Linked DNA regions of Homo sapiens: region 1 is linked to region 2. The links are chromatin loops, found by intact Hi-C in ENCODE. Cell type or tissue: gastrocnemius medialis. All regions are shown on one strand. Links, peaks and the distances in the headings refer to the core of each region. The heading gives the core; the rest is flanking DNA.

Region 1 (10,674 bases), core at 1,574-9,573, 56 kb after region 2:
CTGCACTCCTGCCTGGGCAACGGAACGAGACTTCATCTCAAAAAACAAAACAAAAACAAAAAGGGACATTAGTACCTATCTCTCAGAGGGACTTTATGAGAATTAGATGAGATAATGCATTAAAATGACAATACAAAACTCTGGACATCAGGTAGGTGCTTAAATACAAGGCATTGTTTATTGTACGTCCCCAGGGACTGAACACAGTATTCTGCAAATCAGAAGCTGCAAGGGACATCCATACAATGGAACATTACTGAGCCTTAAGAAGAAATGAGCTATCAAGCCAAGAAAAAGCAGGAAGGAACTTTAAATGCACATTGCCAAGTAAATGAAGCCAGTTTGAAAAGACCACATACTCTATGATTTCAACTGTATGACGTTCTGAGAAAGGTAAAACAGCAGAGACAATAAACAGATAAGTGGTCGCCAGTGGTTGAGGGGAGGAAGGGAGAAATGAGTAAAGGGTGCACAGGGGATCTTTAGGGCAGTGAGACTATTCTGGAGGATACTATAATGGTGGATATATGTCATCATGCATTTGCGGAAACCCACAGAATGTACCATACAAAGCATGAGACCTAATGTAAATTATGGAGTTGAGCTAATAATAATATATCAGTATTGGTTTATCAGTTGTTACAAATATACCATACTACGGCAAGATGGTAATAATAGTGGAAACTGGGAGGTAGGAGGAGGAGAGAGGGAGGGGTATGGAACTCTCTGCCCTTTCTGCTAAACCTCAAACTGCTCTAAAAACTAAAGTCTACTACGTGCTGAATAAGTGAAGGAATACATGATTTTCGCAAGAGACAGCATTTTATCGTCCCTCAATGACACCTGATTTCAAAGGCCCTATAGAATTCTTGCTCTGTCTTATATGGGATCATCCACATCTCAGCCTCTTCCCTAGCCCTGCTGACCTTTACTGGGGACCAGCATGAACCCCAGCTCTACCTTTGAGAGAATCAGAAAAAGATGACTCCTCCAGGTGGTGCAGCCCTGTGGGAGCTTGGTTCTGCAGGCAGAGCTTGGTCAAGAATCCAGCCGGCTCTTGCCTCCTTGGTGAGGACCACCATCAGTGGCAGACACAAACCTTCCAGTGGCTCTGTCACCCCATTCTTTTGGGTAATACTTCACCGATAGAGCACCGTTACCCGTGCTGCCTCTGCTGGCCCTCTTGTCTGACCTGGGGCTTTCCCTACCAATGCCCTTGGCACACATTGAAGAGCCGTTCCTGGGCTCCTGGTTATGGGCCAGGGGAACCTAAATGTTCCGCTAGTGGCCAGGAATGAAATTTCCTCCAGCAATTTCAACCCAGCCAGAAGGTACTGAATCCGGAACTGCTTCCTCCCAATTGTATCTCCCCCTTGACGTCTCACTGTGCACAGAATCGCGGATGAGTCAGTGCTAGGGGATCATTCGGAGCTAGCCATGACCCTGGCGTTCCCACTGTCTTAAAGCAGAAACTCTGCCTTAGACGAGGGGACCCAGCAGGTCAAAATGCAGTGTCTGGAAAAAAATGTCAACCCCTGCAGCCCTGCTCACCAACACAGGTGGAGAGACCATGCACCATGGGGAACAGAGCACAAATTTGGGAATAAAATCCCAGAGTTCAAGCCCTGTACTTGCCTCTTCTGACCTATGCAATTTCTCAGAATTTAACTCCTTGAGCTTCCACATGTTCACCTAAACAAGGGAATGATTGTCTTGCTGGATCATTGTATTAGACATGGTAACTGTAATAGCTAACAGTTACTAAAAGCTTACTGTGTGCCAAGCAGTGGGCCAGGCATGTGATATATATGATTTTATGTACTCCTGACAACAATTCTGTGAGACAATATACATTGTAGAAAGCAAGTATACCACAAGTAACAATATTACCAATATGTTGCATCAGATGCAACCATTTTTTTACCTACAGAAACAGCCATTTCATATCTTTCATCTGGGTATTGAAAGAAAGGGGCTGAACGGTTTCCAGACTAGAGATTTAGGCAGGTTGGGAACAGATTAAAGTAAAACCAACCCAAGCCAGTGACAGGCAGGTGAGGGTGAGGTACAGCCCCTCAGTGCAATAGCTAAAAAGGGAGAATAGCCTTATTTCAGATCTCCGATTTGAAAGGAAACTTGGAATTCTCGCACTAAATAGTAAACTGAGGCAGGAGCCTCGCAGCAAGAAAGAACTGATCCAGGGCCGGGCGCGGTGGCTCATGCCTATAATCCCAGCACTTTGGGAGGTGAGGCTGGTGGATCACCTGAGGTCAGGAGTTTGAGACCAGCCTGGCCAACATGGTGCAACCCCATCTCTACTAAAAGTACAAAAAATTAGCCAGGCGTGGTGGTGCACGCCTATAATCCCAGCTACTCTGGAGGCTGAGGCAGGAGAATCGCTTGAACCCAGGAGGTGCAGGTTGCAGTGAGCAGAGATTGTGCCACTGCACTCCAGGCTGGGTGGTGACAGAGCAAGACTCTGCCTCAAAAAGAAAAAAAAAAAAAAAAGAACTGACCTGGGCACAGGGCACATCAGGAAAGCTCTAGACGAGTGCTTGACAACCTTGAGCTTGCAGCTGAGTCTCACAGCGGCCTTATTGAAACACAGACTGCTGGGACCTTCCCTGAGGGTCTCTGACTCAGTAGATCCCAGGTGGCGCCCGAGAGTTTACATTTCCAACAAGTTCCCAGGTGATACAGATATTGCTGGTCAGAGAATCACACTTCGAGAACCACTGCTGTAGACCAAAGGTTGTAAACTGGTGCCGTGAAAACCAAAGTCAACTTCCAGTGTCATTTTTTTTTTCTACACCTAGGTTTGAATTTTTTAAGTTATTTTTTCCATACTTAAAATCAGGAGGTTTCACACATAAAAAATTCAGATTTTCACCTTGGAAAATTGAGAGAATTTTGAAACCCCTATTCCTGCAGCACACCCATTGGCTGGAGTGAGTAGATGTTGCCCCCAGTTAGGTGGAGTCTGTTCTCTGTCTGGCTGTTGGTGGGGATACATGATTTGTACCTCTGAGTTTTGTGTTTCCAAGGTCAGCTGTCAAGGCATATTTTACATCTATATTTTAATTCACTGCTGTGTGCTTTAATAGAAGCTTTAGTTTATTAGCCAGAGTTTAGTACCAGAATCTAGGCCAGAGGAGAAAATGCCAATTGGGCCAACATGTCCTATATTCATTGGTACTAATCTACAAACCCACACTGAGAACCTATTATATGCCTGCTTTCTTCCACTAGTATCCTGTTTCTACCACAGATAAACAAACCAATTAATGGTCCTGGGGAGTCAGGGAGGGATATCTAGAAACATTTACAAAGAGATGTGACAGCCTCTAAAGTGACCCGAGCGATCCCACCTGCAAGCCATGAGGTTGCTGATTTTCTCCGTGGTGGTGCTTGCAGAAGTAATGATAGGGGGTTGGCTGGGAATAAAATGTGATTCATGTTCAGGGCTATCTGGAGCATCCAGCCGATAGAGTCACCTGCTGTCAAAGCTTTCTGATATGTTTGTGTCTTTCCAAAAAAGTCATATGTTGAAATCCTAATCTCCAATGTGGTGGTATTGAGAGGTGGCCCCTTTGTGAGGTGATTAGCTCATGATTAGTGCCCTTATAAAAGGGCTGGAGGAACCTCTTCATCTCTTCCACCACATGAGGAAGCAGCAACGAGGTGCCTTCTTTCAAGAAGAGGGCGATCCCCATCAGACACTGAATCTGTTGGGTCTCAATCTTGGATTTCCTAGCCTCCAAAACTGTGAGTGATACATTTTTGCTGTGTACAAATTAGTCTAAGATATTTTGTTATAACAGCGCTAACATACTAAGCCACCTTCTATATGGAATTTTGTTCTCATCTGAATTTTCTTCCCATGTTCTTATTGTCTAGTAACACTCCGTTAAAAAAAATTAATCAGTTCAAGTACAAGGACTTTCTATAACATTTACATAAGTGAAATGTGAGTTGCATTATTGTGTTTAGTTGGTTTTCTCTCCCCGCTTTACTACGATCCAGTCATTTCAACAGTGTATTTTAAGATACGTGGTGCCAAAAGTGCATAAACTTCCAGAAACTAACATCTTTGAATTCCCACTATTCAAACCGTGGTCTGAGGGTCAGGGCCATTCCATTTCCTGGGAGCCTGTGGTGATTGCTGAATTACAAGTCCAGGCAAACTCAATCAAAATCTGTAGGACAACAAGATCCCCAGGTGACTTATTTGAGAAATCAAGCTTAGAGCAACAGTGCTCTAAACCAAGTATTAGATATAGAACTGTACATGGATCTCAGTAGAAACTGATACAGTGATTAAAAAAAACACTTTCCTACAAGTTTCTCTGATGTCTTGTATCTGAAGATGCAGAACATGAAATTAGATTTTCTTGATGACCATTATTAGGATTGTAAACATCTATAATTGTTCAGCTTTTTCTTCCAAACTTTTCTTTCTTAATGGTTGATTAGAGAAAATTTTGCATTTATTATATATGCCTTGGGTGCCTCCAGCCCCCTGCAGTATTTATCACCTGAAATGGGCAAATAATCTGTCTCAAAAAAAAACTGTGGAAAAATCTCGAAAATGTAGTCTGCAGGTGCCTTTAAGTTTGGAGGATCCCTTTGCAAAATAAATATTTAAATATTTTATGAACCCACCTGACAGTAGAGATATATTTGTGTTCATCTCTTTCTAAAACATTCAATGAGTAATACTTTTAAATGAGTGTGTACATGATTAATCAGATCATCTATATAATTTGGAAAATATTCATATATTTATATGTGTAAGATTTTTTTTCAGTTCTATGAGCAATGCTTGCACACATACGGATTCTCAAAGTCCTCGTAGCAACTTCACAACCCACAGATTGAGTGGGAAATACTGGCCTAGAAAAATAATGATTAATAAATTACCATTATAGCATACATTTTCCTGTGCAAAAAAATCTAGAGCAGTTGAAGAAGACAAAACATACAAAAACAATCACACAAAGTTGTTTCTGTATGTTTTCTTTTAGATACAGGGTCTCACTCTGTCTGCCAGGCTGGACCACAGTGGCGTGACCGTAGCTCACTGCAGCCTTGAACTCCTGGGCTCATGAGATTCTCCAGCCCCAGCCTCCCAAGTAGCTGAGATTACAGGGGTGACCAAAAAATAATAAATGTGTGACCAAAAAAATTGGTAAATGGTTCATGTCCAACTTCCGAATCTAATTAATAGCCTATACCAGTGGCTTTTGAACTTGAGTGAGAATCACGTAAAAACTTGATAAAACTACAAAGGCTCAGGCCCTCCCTGTTTTGCCAAACCCCTATTAATTCCAATAGTGAAGGCACCAGGTTCAAGAAGAGACCCAGAGCCAGCAAAGGAGACCTGGGGTTTTATTAGGGGTTCCATACAGGGGGGAGAGTCCAGTGGCAGTGGGCTGGACAGGAGAACCAACTTAATTACCAAAATGATCCAGTGGCAACTGGCTAGACAACACATCCACTTTCCTACAGTGCTGACTGACGGGGCAGTAGAACCCCAACCGCCTGCAAACATCATGAATCAAATATTATATAGCGTTTTCACTTAACACCCTCCCACTAACAACCCCCTCCTGGAAACCTTCATTTAACCCAAGAACTCAGGGCCTCAATCCCCTATATGCGCCGTGTTAGATGGGACAGGCTGGGGGCTCAAACATTTATCATAGATAAGGAATGAAATCTCCGGGTTGGCCACTCCTGGATTCCCTAGCTCAGAAAACACATGCAGGTGCATCTGCCATACGGGGTCATTCTCAGGGTGTACTTATGTTATTGCTCTCAGGTGTGTTTACCCCACAGTCACCTCAATGAGCCTGGGCCTTTGCCTTCTTAGCTGTCCAGATGGTTTTGACACACATCCATGTTTAAGAATCACTGTTCAAGAGCTAGGCTTCTTGCCTGTAATCCATCACTTTGGGAGGCCAAGGCACATGGATTGCTTGAGGCCAGGAGTTCGAGACCAGCCTGGCCAACATGGCGAAACCCCATCTCTACTAAAAATACAAAAAAATTAGCTGGGTGTGGTGGCATGTGCCTGTAATCCCAGCTACTCAGCAGGCTGAGGCAGAAGAATCACTTGAACCTGGGAGGTTGCAGTGAGCTGAGATTGCACCACTGCATTCCAGCCTGGGTGTACAGAGTAAGACTCTGTCTCAAAAATAAAAGAGCTAGGTTTCTCAGCCTCAGCACTGTCAACATTTGGGGCTGAATAATCCTTTGCTGTGGGTCCCTGTCCTGGGCACCGTAGAATTCTTAGCAGCTTTCCTGGTCCCTACCCACCAGATGCCAGTAGCAACCTTCCCAAATATGCAAACCAAAAATGCCTCCACACGTTGCCCAGTGTCCCTGGCAGGAGAGCAGGAGTGGGGGTATGGGGGTGTGGATGCTCACCCCTAATTGAGAAGCACTGGCTGAACAATATGGATTCTATGTTAGATTCCTAGGATGACATGGGCTTTGGTTGAGATCTGCACAGGACCACCGGAACCACAGAGCTGGGTGGCTCTGCTCACCTACACCAAATTCCCTGGGTCCTGCCTGATAGTCGGTATCTACAATTAGCTGTGTCTCTGACTATAAAAAGTTCTAGTACATTCTGATCTTGACACATTGAGAGTAACACGGCTGAATGACTCAAATATTACTTCATGGTTTGAGTTCAATTTCGAGGCAACATGCAGGGCTCAGCCAGACATGTGTCTTAAGTCAAGGCCAGAGTCACATTTGTCACACACAAACCAGACCACTAAATATCTCTTTCAAAAAAAGAAAAAAGTCTTTTCTAAAGCCAACTTCCAGTCTATGTTTGAAAATTATATTCCACAAAGATGAAAAACATACATTTTCATTTTGTTTCGAATTAGCACGGTAAACAGCTGGCTCTTTTCTTTCCAGTGGAGGCCTTAGCTCCATTTGTTAGCTCTGTTTCTGATATTTCACCTATTCTTTATTTACTTAACAGAGTTTGACAGGAAATTCTCAGAGAGATAATATATCTCCATTAATAGGGTGACTGGGGGAACATATTCTAAGGTTTCAAGTGGCCTGGAACAATAACTTACATCTTTGACATTTTTGTCAGCTACCATCCCATTAATAGCATCCAATACCACTTCCCCGCAATCCATGCAGTCTTACAAGTGTTTTGTGGAAAAGCACACTTTTTCTATTTTTCAGAAGATGCAGGCTCATTACGCTGTTATCAGCAGATAATGGTGCAAATTAAAAAGGCTTGTGAGAAAGGCCACCTGATCTCCATAAACACAGTCTCCTGACATAAATCAGACTACTAGAACAAGCGAAAATGAATCAAGCTGGATTTCTGGGTGGATCTAGGGATTTAAGGGTCTATAACGTCTTCCTCCTCAGGGTCACCAATTTGTGTTGAACTCAAAAGTGTATAAAGAGAAATTTGTTCCCCAAATGAGAAACTTTTCCTCTGTTTTAGTGGGAGGGTGGCTATTGGTGAACAACAGAGAGTATTGTAGGTTTTTACCAAGAGATAAAAGCATTTTTATGTTGACAAACATAAATGTACTTTCTTCTTTGTAAGACATCAGTAAAAAGCTAAAAAATAAGTCAGAGGTTCATCTGTTAGGAATTCCCCTGCCTGCTCAATAGCTTTTTACACCGACATTGCAAAAAAAATCCCAGAATGAATTGAAGCGATGTCTTATATCAATGTTTTCACGGCCAAATTATGGAGATCCAGCCTTGCAAGGGAAAGTAAAAAATTTCCCCATCTATCAGATGCTTCTCCAATTACTCATGGCCCCAATTCCGTTTAAGAAGTGCCTCCAATAATTGATAATGCAAGGGGCATGATATGAGCTAACAATGCAATTTATAGCAGAGAGATAAAACCCAGATAGAAGAACATTTACCTTATAATGCTATTAATATAAAAGTAATTATGAGGGTTGGTTCTAATTAGAATGTTCACTTAGAATCAAGATAGAATGGCCAGAATAGTGAGTTTCCTGGTGTTGGAACTTCATTCTTTGACTTGAAAGGTTACATGCGTTTTCCAAGTAGGACATTAAAATCTTTATTTTTAAGATGGTGCCATTTAAAAATCAGTCTGAAGTTGATTCTCTCCTCCATATCTGTAAAATCATCTATCAAGAGAAAGTATATACTTTGTATGATTTTACACTGTATATTCTATAGCACATGGTCACATATCTAATATGTACACATATTTAGGGGGTTGAATTTATCCCCACCAAAAAGATACCTGCAAGTCCTAACCTCCAATACCTGTGAATGTGACCTTATTTGGAAATAGGGACTTTGAAGATGTAATCAAGTTAAAGTGAAATCATACTGGATTAGGGTGGGCCCTGAATTTAATGATTGCTGTCCTTGAAAGGAGACACAAAGCTATATGAAGATGACAGGAAACACTGGAGTGTGCAGCTACAAGCCAGAGAAAGCCAAGAGTTGCCAGCAACCACAAGAAGCTAGGAGAGAGGCATGGGACAGATTCTTCCTCAGAGTTTCCAGAAGAAATCGACCCCGCTGACGTCTTGATTTCAGATGCCTGGCCTCCTGAACTGCAGGAGAATACATTTTGTTGTTTTAAGCCATGTAGTTTGCAGTAATTCATTACAGCAACCCTGGGAAACTAATAAAACATACATAATTTTTTGGTTCTATTCTTATTACGTATATTTGTGTTCAAAATAAACACATTTTTGATTGAAAACTAAACTTTTTACATACTTAAATGTTTTATAAAATCTATTTGAGACTAAAAAGTAGACATTTCATTCAATCTTAGTGTACGAAAGATGGTTTCTTTAATTAAAAACCAAATAATATCATTTTCCTTTTGAAAGCTGTTGTTCTAAAAGTCTTCTGGAAACCTGGAACATGATCCCTACCAAAAAACTAATTAAAAAAAAACACAAACCAAAAATCTAAAAGAGCTCTGATTGCCTAAAATAATTGTCATGTAGGTGTCACAGCTCTGTCCTCTGAACTTAGTTTTTGCAACTTCATTCAATAATTGTTGACTCTTATTTAACAAATATTTCTAACAGATTATTTGCCCATTTCAGGTGATAAATACTGCAGGGGGCTGGAGGCACCCAAGGCATATATAATAAATGCAAAATTTTCTCTAATCAACCATTAAGAAAGAAAAGTTTGGAAGAAAAAGCTGAACAATTATAGATGTTTATAATCCTAATAATGGTCATCAAGAAAATCTAATTTCATGTTCTGCATCTTCAGATACAAGACATCAGAGAAACTTGTAGGAAAGGGTCTATCGGAACTCATTTTTTTTTTTAAGTTTTAGGGTACACAACGTGCAGGTTTGTTACATATGTATACATGTGCCATGTTGGTGTGCTGTACTCATTAACTCGTAATTTAAGAGTAGATATATCTCCTAACGCTATCCCTCCCCCCCCCCACCCCACAACAGACCCCAGTGTGTGATGTTCCCCTTCCTGTGTCCATGTGTTCTCATTGTTCAATTCCCACCTATGAGTGAGAACATATGGTGTTTGGTTTTTTGTCCTTAAAATAGTTTGCTGAGAATGATGGTTTCCAGCTTCATCTATGTCCCTACAAAGGACATGAACTCATCATTTTTTAGGGCTGCATAGTATTCCATGGTGTATATGTGCCACATTTTCTTAATCCAGTCTATCATTGATGGACATTTGGGTTGGTTCCAAGTCTTTGCTATTGAGAATAGTGCCACAATAAACATACGTGTGCATGTGTCGTTATAGCAGCATGATTTATAATCCTTTGGGTATATACCCAGTAATGGGATGGCTGGGTCAAATGGCATTTCTAGTTCTAGATCCCTGAGGAATTGCCACACTGCCTTCCACAATGGTTGAACTAGTTTACAGTCCCACCAACAGTGTAAAAGTGTTCCTGTTTCTCCACATCCTCTCCAGCACCTGTTGTTTCCTGACTTTTTAATGATTGCCATTCTAACTGGTGTGAGATGGTGTCTCATTGTGGTTTTGTTTTGCATTTCTCTGATGATCAGTGATGACGAGCATTTTTTCATGTGTCTTTTGGCTGCATAAATGTCTTCTTTAGAGAAATGTCTGTTCGTATCCTTTGCCCACTGTTTGATGGGGTTGTTTGTTTTTTTCTTGTAAATGTGTTTGAGTTCTTTGTAGATTCTGGATATTAGCCCTTTGTCAGATGAGTAGATTGCAAAAATTTTCTCCCATTCTGTAGGTTGCCTGTTCACTCTGATGGTAGTTTCTTTTGCTGTGCAGAAGCTCTTTAGTTTAATTAGATCCCATTTGTCAACTTTGGCTTTTGTTGCCATTGCTTTTGGTGTTTTAGACATGAAGTCCTTGCCCATGCCTATGTCCTGAATGGTATTGCCTAGGTTTTCTTCTAGGGTTTTTATGGTTTTAGGTCTAACATGTAAGTCTTTAATCCATCTTGAATTAATTTTTGTATAAAGTGTAAGGAAGGGATCCAGTTTCAGCTTTCTCCATATGGCTAGCCAGTTTTCCCAGCACCATTTATTAAATAGGGAATCCTTTCCCCATTGCTTGTTTTTCTCAGGTTTGTCAAAAATCAGATAGTGGTAGATATGAGGCATTATTTCTGAGGGCTCTGTTCTGTTCCATTGGTCTATATCTCTGTTTT
Region 2 (10,674 bases), core at 1,832-9,831:
ATGCAAGGCAACAAATCACCACAAAATTTGCTTAACCACTTCTCATTTATTAGTTCAGAATCTTGGAAAAGAAATGTCTGTTTTTTTAATTAATCAAATATTAGTAGTTTCAGCTGGGCGCGGTGGCTTACGCTTGTAATCCCAGCACTTTGGGAGGCCGAGGCACACAGACTGCCTGAACTCAGAAGTTCGAGACCAGCCTGGGCAACGTGGTGGAACCTTGTCTCTACTGAAAATACGAAAAATTTGCCTCATGTGGTGGCACACACCTGTGGTCCCAGCTACTTGGGAGACTGAGACTGAAGTGGGAGGATTGCTTGAGCCTGAGAGATGGAGGTTGCAGTGAGCCAAAATTGCACTACTGCACTCCAGCCTGAGCAACACAGTGAGACTCCCGTCTCAAAAATATATGTATACACACACACACACACACACACACACATATATACATATACATATGTAGTTTGCTTATAGTATTATATTGAACTTCCTGACTGGATCTACATAGGTTTTGAAGCTAGCTATATTGCACTCTTTAAAGGGGTCACTTTTTAATGTCTGAATGTAAAGTGCTTTAATTAGTAAAGATATTTAGGCAAAAATATCCCCAATATAATTTTTAAATTTGCGCATTCATAAGTAAAAAGTAGAAATAAGAAAATTACAGCAGTTGATATCAGAGATTCTGCCACTGAGAATCTTAATTACTTTTCAATAACTGGTGTTTAATTTGTATGAAGGCAATGTAGCCTAAAGTATATATATATGTGTGTATTCAAAAGAATTGTACTAAATGCATTATAGATCTTCTATTGCATCCTGGACTAGAATAAAAGAAACAACAGTGAAAATCAATACAATCCAAATAAAGCCTGTACTTTCATTAGTAATACTGTTCCAAGGTCTATATCTTAATTTTAACAAATATTCCATAGTTATGTAAAATGTTAACATAACGAGAAGCTGGATAAAGAACATATAGGAATCCTAGACTATCTGTGCAACTCTTTCATAAGTCTAAAATTATTTCAAGATAAGAAGTTTTTATTGCAAAACGCCATGCACATAGTAGGTGTTCAATTAGTTAATTGCATCTTACTTTGCCCTCTCTTGATCTTGAAATATTTATGTTCATCAGTTTCCTCGGACAATTTCTTATCATTCCTTCCTTCATTAATCTCTCTCTAGAAGCCAAAAACAAAACGGGGAGAGGGAGAAAACAAAATTAAAGAAAAACCCCAATATAATTTTGCTCTGTTTCGTTATGAGATGCAGTTATTCTTTAAGAAATGTCTAGACATGTTTCACCCAGGGGCATCCTAACATTGGCTCCACAGACTCAGTGCTAACAATGACAACGTATTTGCCTAACAGTTACCATTAGACAGCTAGTTATTCTTTTTCTCTGCTTTCACTTTACTTATAGACAAAACTAACTCTGTCAGACATCTTGAGAATGCTATAGTTCATCTTCAACAGATAGAATTTTGTTCTTATTTTGTTAAATGTTACATTTACATAATTGTGTATGTCATTGGTGTTTATGAGGATACACCAAAAAAGTAAAAGTTTTCCTATCAGAGTATAGAGGATGATTACTCTAAAACCAATACAGGTGTCCCACTCTGTGATAACTCACACTCTGAATTCAGGAACCAAATAGATTTTAGATAATGAGGGCTAGTTTTCTTACTCTGCTCTAAGATAAGTCACTTATTCTTTGCACAGAAGTTACACTGGAGTTAGAGATGATCTTTTTTTTTTTTTAATCACAGAGTATATAGCTTTAGAAATTCCTCACAGTAGGCCAGATGACATTGCTAATCTTTGTTTTCATTTTGTGAAGTTAGATGCCCTTAAAATGTTATGTCTTGGGTAGGTTACTCAATTTCAGTTAAAATCACAAAGCAACTCTTGTAAAATAACACCTGGTGATTGAATAGTTAACTATAGAACTTACTGTTGTGGAAATATTCTTATCTCCAGACACAAAGATATTTATATGAAAACTGCATTCTTTGTGACAAACCAGAATCTTATTTTGCTGAGGCCAAATGCAATGGACATCTGTTGTTTTTGCCTGCCCAGCACATATTCCTCCCTTTACCATTAGAAGAGGCTGGATTTGGCCATGGGGGTGGGAGGGGTGGCTGCAGGGGAATCCACCCCTCTCCTCCTCTCAGTTCGAATGGTTTCGGGAGGACCCTCATCCTCACCCGCAAACTTCCAACCTCTCTCTTGAAGGGTGGACCTATGACTCAGACCCAGCCAGACATCACAGCCTTTCCTGTTGGCCAGAGTTTGGCTCCAAATGAGCATGCGATTCCAGGCAGACCAGAGAGATGCAATTCAAAGAATCATACTGGAATGACTGGAATAAAGAAGCTCTTTTTTCCTGGAAATGAATCTAAGAGGATGTCAGTCTGGAGCTACTGGGGGCATTCTTATGACAAACCCCACCAACTAAAGAAAGATATCGACCGAAGCTAGTGATGTATTTGAACAGTACCTGGATCCAGCCACCCTGAAGATGAGAACTTCAACTATTCGAGAAATAATGTTCATTTTTTTCCCCCTTAAACTTGTTTGAATCAGGTTTATAGGTTTATGTCTCTTGCAACTAACATAATTTTAAGTAATTCATAAAATTTCCATGCATATTCTTCTTACTTCATGAATCTAAGTCAGGTGAAACTTGTATTTCCATTCATTTAATATATATGTACTCAGTGAATATTGTACAATGCAATGAAAGGGATAAAAAGATTCATTAGATATAATTTGTACCCTCAAAGGAAAATGTGAAGAAAAATCTGTAGAAATTAATTGACCTTTTAGAGACAGAGAGAAAGTGAAATTTCTGTTTTCTTTTCTATAAATGATGTATTATGATTTTTTTTTTTTAAGGAAGGCAATTAGTTAAGAAATCCCTAGGACACAGTATTTAGGAGCGTAGGTGGTTTTTTTGTGTTTTGTTGTTGTTTGTTTGCTTGTTTGTTTGTTTGAGACAGGGTCTCTGTTGCCCAGGCTGGAGTGCAGTGGCACTATCATGGTTCACTGCAGCCTCTACTTTCTCAGGCTCAAGTGATCCTCCCCGCTCAGCCTCCCAGGTAGCTGGAAGGACAGGTGTGCGTCACCATGCCCAGCTAAAGGAGCAGGGGTTTTACATCAGACAACCTGGTTTAAGCCTGTTTCTGTCTCCTACTACATGATCTACAAGTTACTTCACTTCTCTTAGTATTCATTTTCCTGTCTACAAAGTTAGTACAAATATACCTGGGTCAAATAATTTTTTGAAGATTGAGAAAATACATACAAATTATATATTATGCCAGATACATAGCATTAAGTGGTGGTTTTTAAAAGAAAATACTTAATACATGATTCAGTATAGTTCTTCACCAATTTTAGAATTTTTGGTTTGGTATCCAACACACAAAAAAGGCTATTTTAATTTGTATCTCCAGCCCAGTTTTATTTCTATGCATCAGGCTCCATGCAGATGTACAACTGCATACTGGTTATAGCCACTAGAATTTCTCACAGGCACATGGACTCCACCATGTCCAAAACCAAATTTAGTATTTCTCTCTGACCCCAAACCCACGTCTGTTTCTGCAATCTCCGTTTCAGTAAATGGTACCATCATGCACCAGAATCCCAGCTCACTCCCACACGCCCTCACTCCCCACATTAAATCAGTGGCCACAGTAGCCCACCAGCCTTCTAACTGGTCTCTCTGCCTCTATCCTTTTATCCCCTGGTCTGCATTCTGCACAGGAGTCAACTGATCTCCTCAATTCGCACACTTCCTGAAAACCAACAATGGTTTATCACTGGCCTTAGGATAAAGACAAACTCCTTAGCATGGACTACCTTTCTTCATGTTCCAGTGTCTTCACTGCTGCAGTCTGGGCTCATAACCCTTCCAAACCACACCCACCTCACCACCCCATGGTCCAGCCCTAGAAACTTCTCTCATCCCTCCTATACCTGCTCTATTTTGTTTCATGGAGTTTGCATATATAGTTTCTTTTTCCTGAAAGAGTACTTACTTCTCTCTCCTTACACCTCTCGCTTCATTTGATCTTATTTTTTATGTCCTAACCTACCTGTTATTTCTTCCAAATATCTCAGCCTTCCCTTACCAACACCTGAAGTAGGGATTATAATAGCATCTGTACCTTTCTGTGACAAAACCTACCACATATTTTATTTCTATATAAATATGTAGATATAGACATAGTGTAGTAGAATTATCAAATTCAGTGTCTATTCCAATGCCAGGAATGATTAACCTGGCTTGACAAACCCCCACAGATAGATATTCAGGAGGTGGGCTATAAACTTAATTGGGAAAAAGATTGCATCATTTTTTTCACTAACCTCAAACTGAAATTTATTCTTTCTAGTATGAATAGAGGCAACAAAACACAGTAGCATTAACAGTAGCTGTGATTTTGTCAACAATACATCATAGACATTTTATATCACATTACAGATATTGCTGATTTCTTGAAATACCATTTATGCTCATCATTTCTAAATTATGGTACTTTCTAGACATGCTGCAAAAATTTATTCAACGTGCATTAGTAGGCTGGGTGCGGTGGTTCACGCCTGTAATCTCAGCACTTTGGGAGGCTGAGGCAGGTAGATTGCTTCAGGTCAGGAGTTTGAAACTAGCCTGGTCAACATGGTGAAACCTCATCTCTACTAAAATACAAAAATAAGCCGGGCGTGGTGGTAGGCACCTATAATCCCAGCTACTAGGGAGGCTGAGGCAGGAGAATCACTTGAACCCAGGAGGCAGAGGTTGCAGTGAGCCAAGATCACACCACTGCACTCCAGACTGGGCAGTGAAGTGAGACTTAGTCTCAAAAAAAAAAAAAAAAAAAAAAAACAAAACAAAACAAAACAAAACAAACCAATGTGCATTAGTAAAGAAGCACATATACATTATAACACAGTATTTATATATTTAACAATTTCATTATCATTAGTTTACTTTATAAACCTATGTATTTAATATATTTAAAAATAGTATTCTGAGAAGGGGCTCATGGGCTTCACCAAACTTCAAAAGAGCTCTATAGCACAGAAGAGGTAAGAACTCCAGCACTTGGGTAAAAGCTCCATGAGGCCAGGCCACATGGGGCTGTTTCACTGCTATTTCTGCAGGGCCTTGCACAAGGTCTGTCAGAGTGCACGTCTCAGTAAATATGTGTTGAACTGATGAAAGCTTATTTTAATCAGGCATTATGTAGTAGTAAGCTCTCCACGAATCCAGACAATTCACTTGTCCCTGAGGGAGATGGTGGACCCAGCGGTAATGAATGGTTTATGTCCCAATCTGACGTATGTCAGGCTGATGTCCTGTACAGTAAAATGGGATGAGAACTTGCTGAGAATATGGCATTAACATTTTAAAAGATATCATGGGAAACAGTAGCCAATTCTTTCCCTATATCAAAAGCAGCTGGCAACACTGACCTTGGTGATGCAAAGACCAGTGAATAACTGTCACTGAACAAGTGTGATCTATTTTATAAAGCCCTATTTTTAACTTGACTTGGAGCCAGTTTTTTGACTGGACAACTCTCATGCAAACATCTGCTGCCAGCTTTTTCCTTTTATGCATAGTGGGCAGCTTGTGCAAGAAAGGAAGTTGTCAGACAGTGGCTGGGCCCCTGAGTCAGTGGACAGCTGAGCTCTTCCCAGTTTTCCATAGCAGAAAAGCCCCCTGATCGAGTCACTCCAAGCACATTCCAACTGACAGTATTTGACTTTGGAGTGGGCTCCTGAGATCTTTATAAATTTTTTTTCCAACAGTTATTTAAAGACCTGATACAGATGAAAGACCTCAAAGACCCTCAGATATATCCCAGGAGGCCTCTTGGACCTCTTTCCTGAAGTAAAACTGGATTCTTGTGGTCAGCCATTCCACAGGGTTTTGAGAGCCTGTTATGTGTCAGGAATTTATTAAGTTTGGGGTTTTTGTTTTTTGGTTTTTGTTGTTTTTGGCAGTAGAGAGGTCAATGAGTAAATCAGTGGCAGGAAAATTAGGACAAACCTTTCATCTGGTGCCAGGTTTCAGGTCTGAGCCAAATGTGTAGGAACAGTGGGGACTGGAAAGAGATGCCTCTGTACCATGTATGTCATCCCCAGAGCCACCAAAAATGAAAGTCTCCCTCCAAAGAGGAACTGGAGCATCCCAGAGGTAGTGTTCTTAAAAGTACAGATGTGGGCTACCTGTGTCAGAATTACCTGAGCCCCACCTGAGACCTACCTGAGGTTATGGGGCTGGAGCCCCAGGTGTTTCTAATGCATACTAATTTTGAGAACTATTGTTCTGGGCAATTTAAGGAAGCTGGGAGGAAATCATCTCATTCAGTGTGGGGGATTTGGTCTTTAACATCTCAAAGACCTGCCTTCCAGGAAGCTGACATCCCCAAATGGAGAATCATAAAAAGCAGAAGTCTCAGAATGTGCCTGAGCAATTCGTTATTTCCCACTCACTCGTGGAACTGGCCTTCAACATTCACCAGTGGTGGTAAATAGGTTCATGTAGCTTGTCACGGTAGATTGGAATGGACTCTTTGAGGCACTGTGTTGTGGATTTTGAGTTCATAGTTTGGCTAATTGACTACAAAACTCTTTCCTATGGAGCCAAACCACAGACTTTTGATAGGGGAAGAGCAAACCCCTTACAATTTTGCCTGTCACTGCCTTACCTCATCCTCTATCACTTTCGAGAAGGAAACAAAGGCATGCGTGTAAATGTCCAACTCTCTGTTCTCATTCTGAAGAGGATGCAAAGTTGGACGGGAAGTAAGTAGCTTTTGAAATCATACAATTGCAAGTTTGCCCACTCTGTGGGAATCTATACACTTTTGCATCTCTCTCCTGTAGTGTAGATCCCGGGAAAGCCTGACCCAAGAGAGCAAAATAAAAATAGAATTTGTTTGGAAATAAAACAAGATAGATCTACAACCTTCCATGACCTGTTCTCCCTTTCGTAAGTTGAGGATCAGTAGAAAGTAATTACACCCTTACTGCTCTAAATAAAATGCCACTTACTTTAGAGATGAGCTCTCTAATGTGGCCAGGGCATTTGTTTTATTATAGCTGACTTCCTTAATCAAGGAAATTTGTGTACTAAGGTGGTGGAAAAGAAAATGATGAAGCTGGAAATTGGAATCATTCACTGTTAGAGAAAATTTGTATGAAACACAGCTTTTTAAAAAAATTTTGGTTTTTTGTTTTGTTTGTTTTTATGTTCTTTGATCAAAGAATAGTTGCAATGCCTATTGCCTAAATTGCCCAATATTTTTAATTTTTATTATACAAAATGTTATACCCACAACATATCTCTAACACATATACAAGGTATAAAGATAACAATTATCCATGGAACTGCCACCCACTTTTAGAAATAAGCCCCATAGCACTAGAGCCCCCGAGTGCCCCTACCTGATTGGATGCCCCTGTCTCTCTACCTGACCCTTCCAGAGACAACCAATATTTAACCACCTTGAAAATATTTCATTACTTAAGGGAAGTGATCTTACTAACTCCTTACTAGGTATATACTTGAAGCCTTTTCATTGAAAATGCTCCAGACTGGCTAGCCATGATTGATTGATTAATCGATTTTTTTTGAGACAGGATCTGTCACCCAGGCTGGAGTGCAGTGGCACAGTCACAGCTCACTGCAGCCTCAACTTACCAGGCTCAAGTGATCCTCCCACCTCAGCCTCTCGGGTAGCTGGGATTATAGGCATGCACCACCACACCCAGCTAATTTTGTTTTGTTTTGTTTTGTTTGGTAGAGATGGGATTTCACTATGTTGCCCAGGCTGGTTTTAAACTCCTGGGCTCAAGCGATCTACCCGCCTTACCTTCCCAAAGCGCTTAGATTACAGGCAGGAGTCACTGCGCATAGCTCACGATTTAACCCTTACTTGTTCCAATTTATGTTCCTCCTAAATGGCTAATGTAGAAAAACCTTTGGGTTTTACCATAAAATAACAGGTTGCTTTAATGTGGGAGTTGGGAAAAGGTTCTTGCCATTAAGTTTCCAAATATGACAGAAACATTGAGGAAACCCATGAATGGCAGACTTTCCTGGAAGGGAGAATTTGGAGAACAGAGACAGATAGGTACGTATAGTAGGACCTAAAATTAAAGCCAAGTTTCCTGGCAATTGTACAAAGAAAGGATTTCAATCTCATCTACAGGGATTTTCATTTTTTTTAAGCACAGATGGCAGGGTCCCATCTCAGACCTTCTTAATCTGAATATTTGAAGATAGGGCCTAGGTGTGTATGTGAGTTTCTTTCTTTCTTTTTATGTATTTATTTATTTTTGAGATGGGGATCTCACTGTGTCACCCAGGCTAGAGTGCAGTGGTGTAATCTCGGCTCACTGCAACCTCCACCTCCCAGGCTCGAGCAATCCTTCTAACTCAGCCTCCCGAATAGCCAGGACTCCAGTCACACACCACCATGCCCAGCTAATTTTTGTATTTTCTGGTAGAGACGGAGTTTCGCTATGTTGGCCAGGTTGGTCCCGAACTCCCGAGCTCAAGCAATCTGCCCACCTCAGCCTCTCAAAGTACTGGGATTACAGTCGTGAGCCACTACGCTCATCTGTGAGTTTATTTCTATACATATTTACACATGGTGGATCTGTTATGCAATCTTGGTTAAGAATCATTGGTATAAAAGAAACCTTTGATTTCTTGCATCCCTTTCACCACCTAAAAGTACTTTGGTATTTCCTAGGTCTTCAGCCTTTACTTTGGCACCATAGAGAGATTGTAGGTGAAGAAAGTTTTGTTCCTGCCCTTGGGAAACTTACAGATGATTACTGTGCAAATGAGGTGAAAGCTGAATGTGAAGCTGAGTGTTTCAAGGTAGCGTACAGTACAAGCAACAGAAAGCTCAGCCAACCATGGCTTCTAAACCTATGAAGAAATCTGGAAATAGGCAACCCAGAATTGTTACTGCTGCTCAACACTGCCAGGCTCTTTCTGGCTTCCACACCATCTGGTATGGTTTGGCTGTGTCCCCACCCAAATCTCATCTTGAATTGTACCTCCCATAATTTGCTCATGTTGTGAGAGGGACCCAATGGGAGATAATTTAGTGTGGTTTCGCCTATACTGTTCTTATGGTAGTGAATACATCTCACCTCACAAGATCTGATGATTTTATAAGAGGAAACCCCTTTCACTTGATGCTGATTCTCTCTTGCCGCTGCCATGTAAGAAGTGCCTTTTGCCTTCCCCTGTGATTGTGAGGTCTCCCCAGCCACATGGAACTGTGAGTCCATTAAACCTATTTTACTTTATAAATTACCCAGTGTTGGGTACATCTTTATCAGCAGCATGAAAACGGACTAATACACCATCATTAGTGAGATTTTGTCCTTGTCCTGTATGTCTCATGTTGTTAATATGCCTGCTCCATCTCCAGGCTTCACATCCATGTTTCTGGCACAAAGAAGAGCAGTAAAACAAAGGGCGATAGGCTTAAAAAAATAGTTTAAAGATATGCCAATCCAGCCTTTTTCAATTAAGAAAGCAAAAGCTTTCCAGGAAGCCCAATCCAAAGGATTTCCGCTTATTTCTTATTAACCAGAAATGTGTCACATGGCCAAACCTAGCGGCAAGAGAACCTGAAAGCTGGGCTCATCTAGGCACGTGATCATCCCAAACAAAATCAGGGTTCTAGGAACAGAAAAGAAGAGCAAAAATTGGGTAGGCAACTAAGGCAATAGCAATGTCTGTCATGATAGAGGGGAGCATGGACGATGAGAGCAAAGGGTCTGGAGAAAGATAAGCATGCTTCACTCTTTCCAGAATTCACAACTTATCACTCAGTTGGAGGAAATGCTTCCTCTGCCCATTTGACTTGTTATTTGGGTTAATGCTGTTGAAAATGCTCATCTTCCAACTATTTGTTGATTTTCTGACTCCCAGAGAGCACTCATCTCCAGGTTTTTATGCTGCACTCCACTGATGCTCATCAACACCAACAGCAGTGGTCGTGTCCTCAACCAGTGCCCAGTTTATATTATGGGATATTTTTCATTGATAATTCATTCAGATATTATCCAGAGTTTCTACATACAATTGCCTCATTAAGTCATATTATCCTGTTTGCTGGCTCTAACATGTTTTCTGAAACAACTGTAAGTAATGGTGTTCACAATTGTATGAATTTCATGCCTGGTACAATCTGATTTTGGAGAAGGAGGGTCTTGAGGAGGAAGATGTGAATGCTCTCAGGTCATATATTAGCTCTGATTTTGTCCTCCAATCTATGAAAAATATATGCGTGTATATTCTTACTGCATTTATTATGTTTTCTTAAATTTAATCATAAGCCTATTCCAAAATTACCCTTCCTTCTATAACCAAATTTCCTGGGTTTAATTACTTCTTAAGGACCAATTAATTTGGATGTTTTTTTCTTTTGCCCTGTCAACATCCTAACCCTCTATCCCTCAAGAGATTAATTTAAAATTCTGGAGAAGGTTTTGGTTTTGACAACTGTGCAAAGCTATCCTTTGGAATGAACTGGTCTGGAATCACTCAAGATTTTAAACCCCCTTAAAACTGGTAAGAAAAGAAGATGTTGAGCATCAGAAACACACTCACTGAGTACA

The links. Peaks named below come from ENCODE experiments on the same cell type or tissue, not always from the same donor. Only the 100,000 strongest peaks of a DNase experiment are listed, where the experiment ranks them.
Region 1: it touches region 2 in a loop (5-fold over the local background); 2 of 110 quality-filtered maps call a loop at or near these places.

Annotation. Positions count from the first base shown.
Region 1 is chr3:70,883,177-70,893,850 of GRCh38, forward strand. No RefSeq gene overlaps it. Among named protein-coding and RNA genes, the nearest start is that of FOXP1-AS1, 400 kb to the right of the region's middle. In gastrocnemius medialis, for the core only: no CTCF peak of the experiment used is centred there; DNase peaks (open chromatin) are centred at 6,145 and 6,710; H3K27ac peaks cover 1,425 bases.
Region 2 is chr3:70,826,997-70,837,670 of GRCh38, forward strand. No RefSeq gene overlaps it. Among named protein-coding and RNA genes, the nearest start is that of FOXP1-AS1, 460 kb to the right of the region's middle. RefSeq lists an enhancer at 6,121-6,699. In gastrocnemius medialis, for the core only: no CTCF peak of the experiment used is centred there; DNase peaks (open chromatin) are centred at 2,275 and 5,645; H3K27ac peaks cover 538 bases.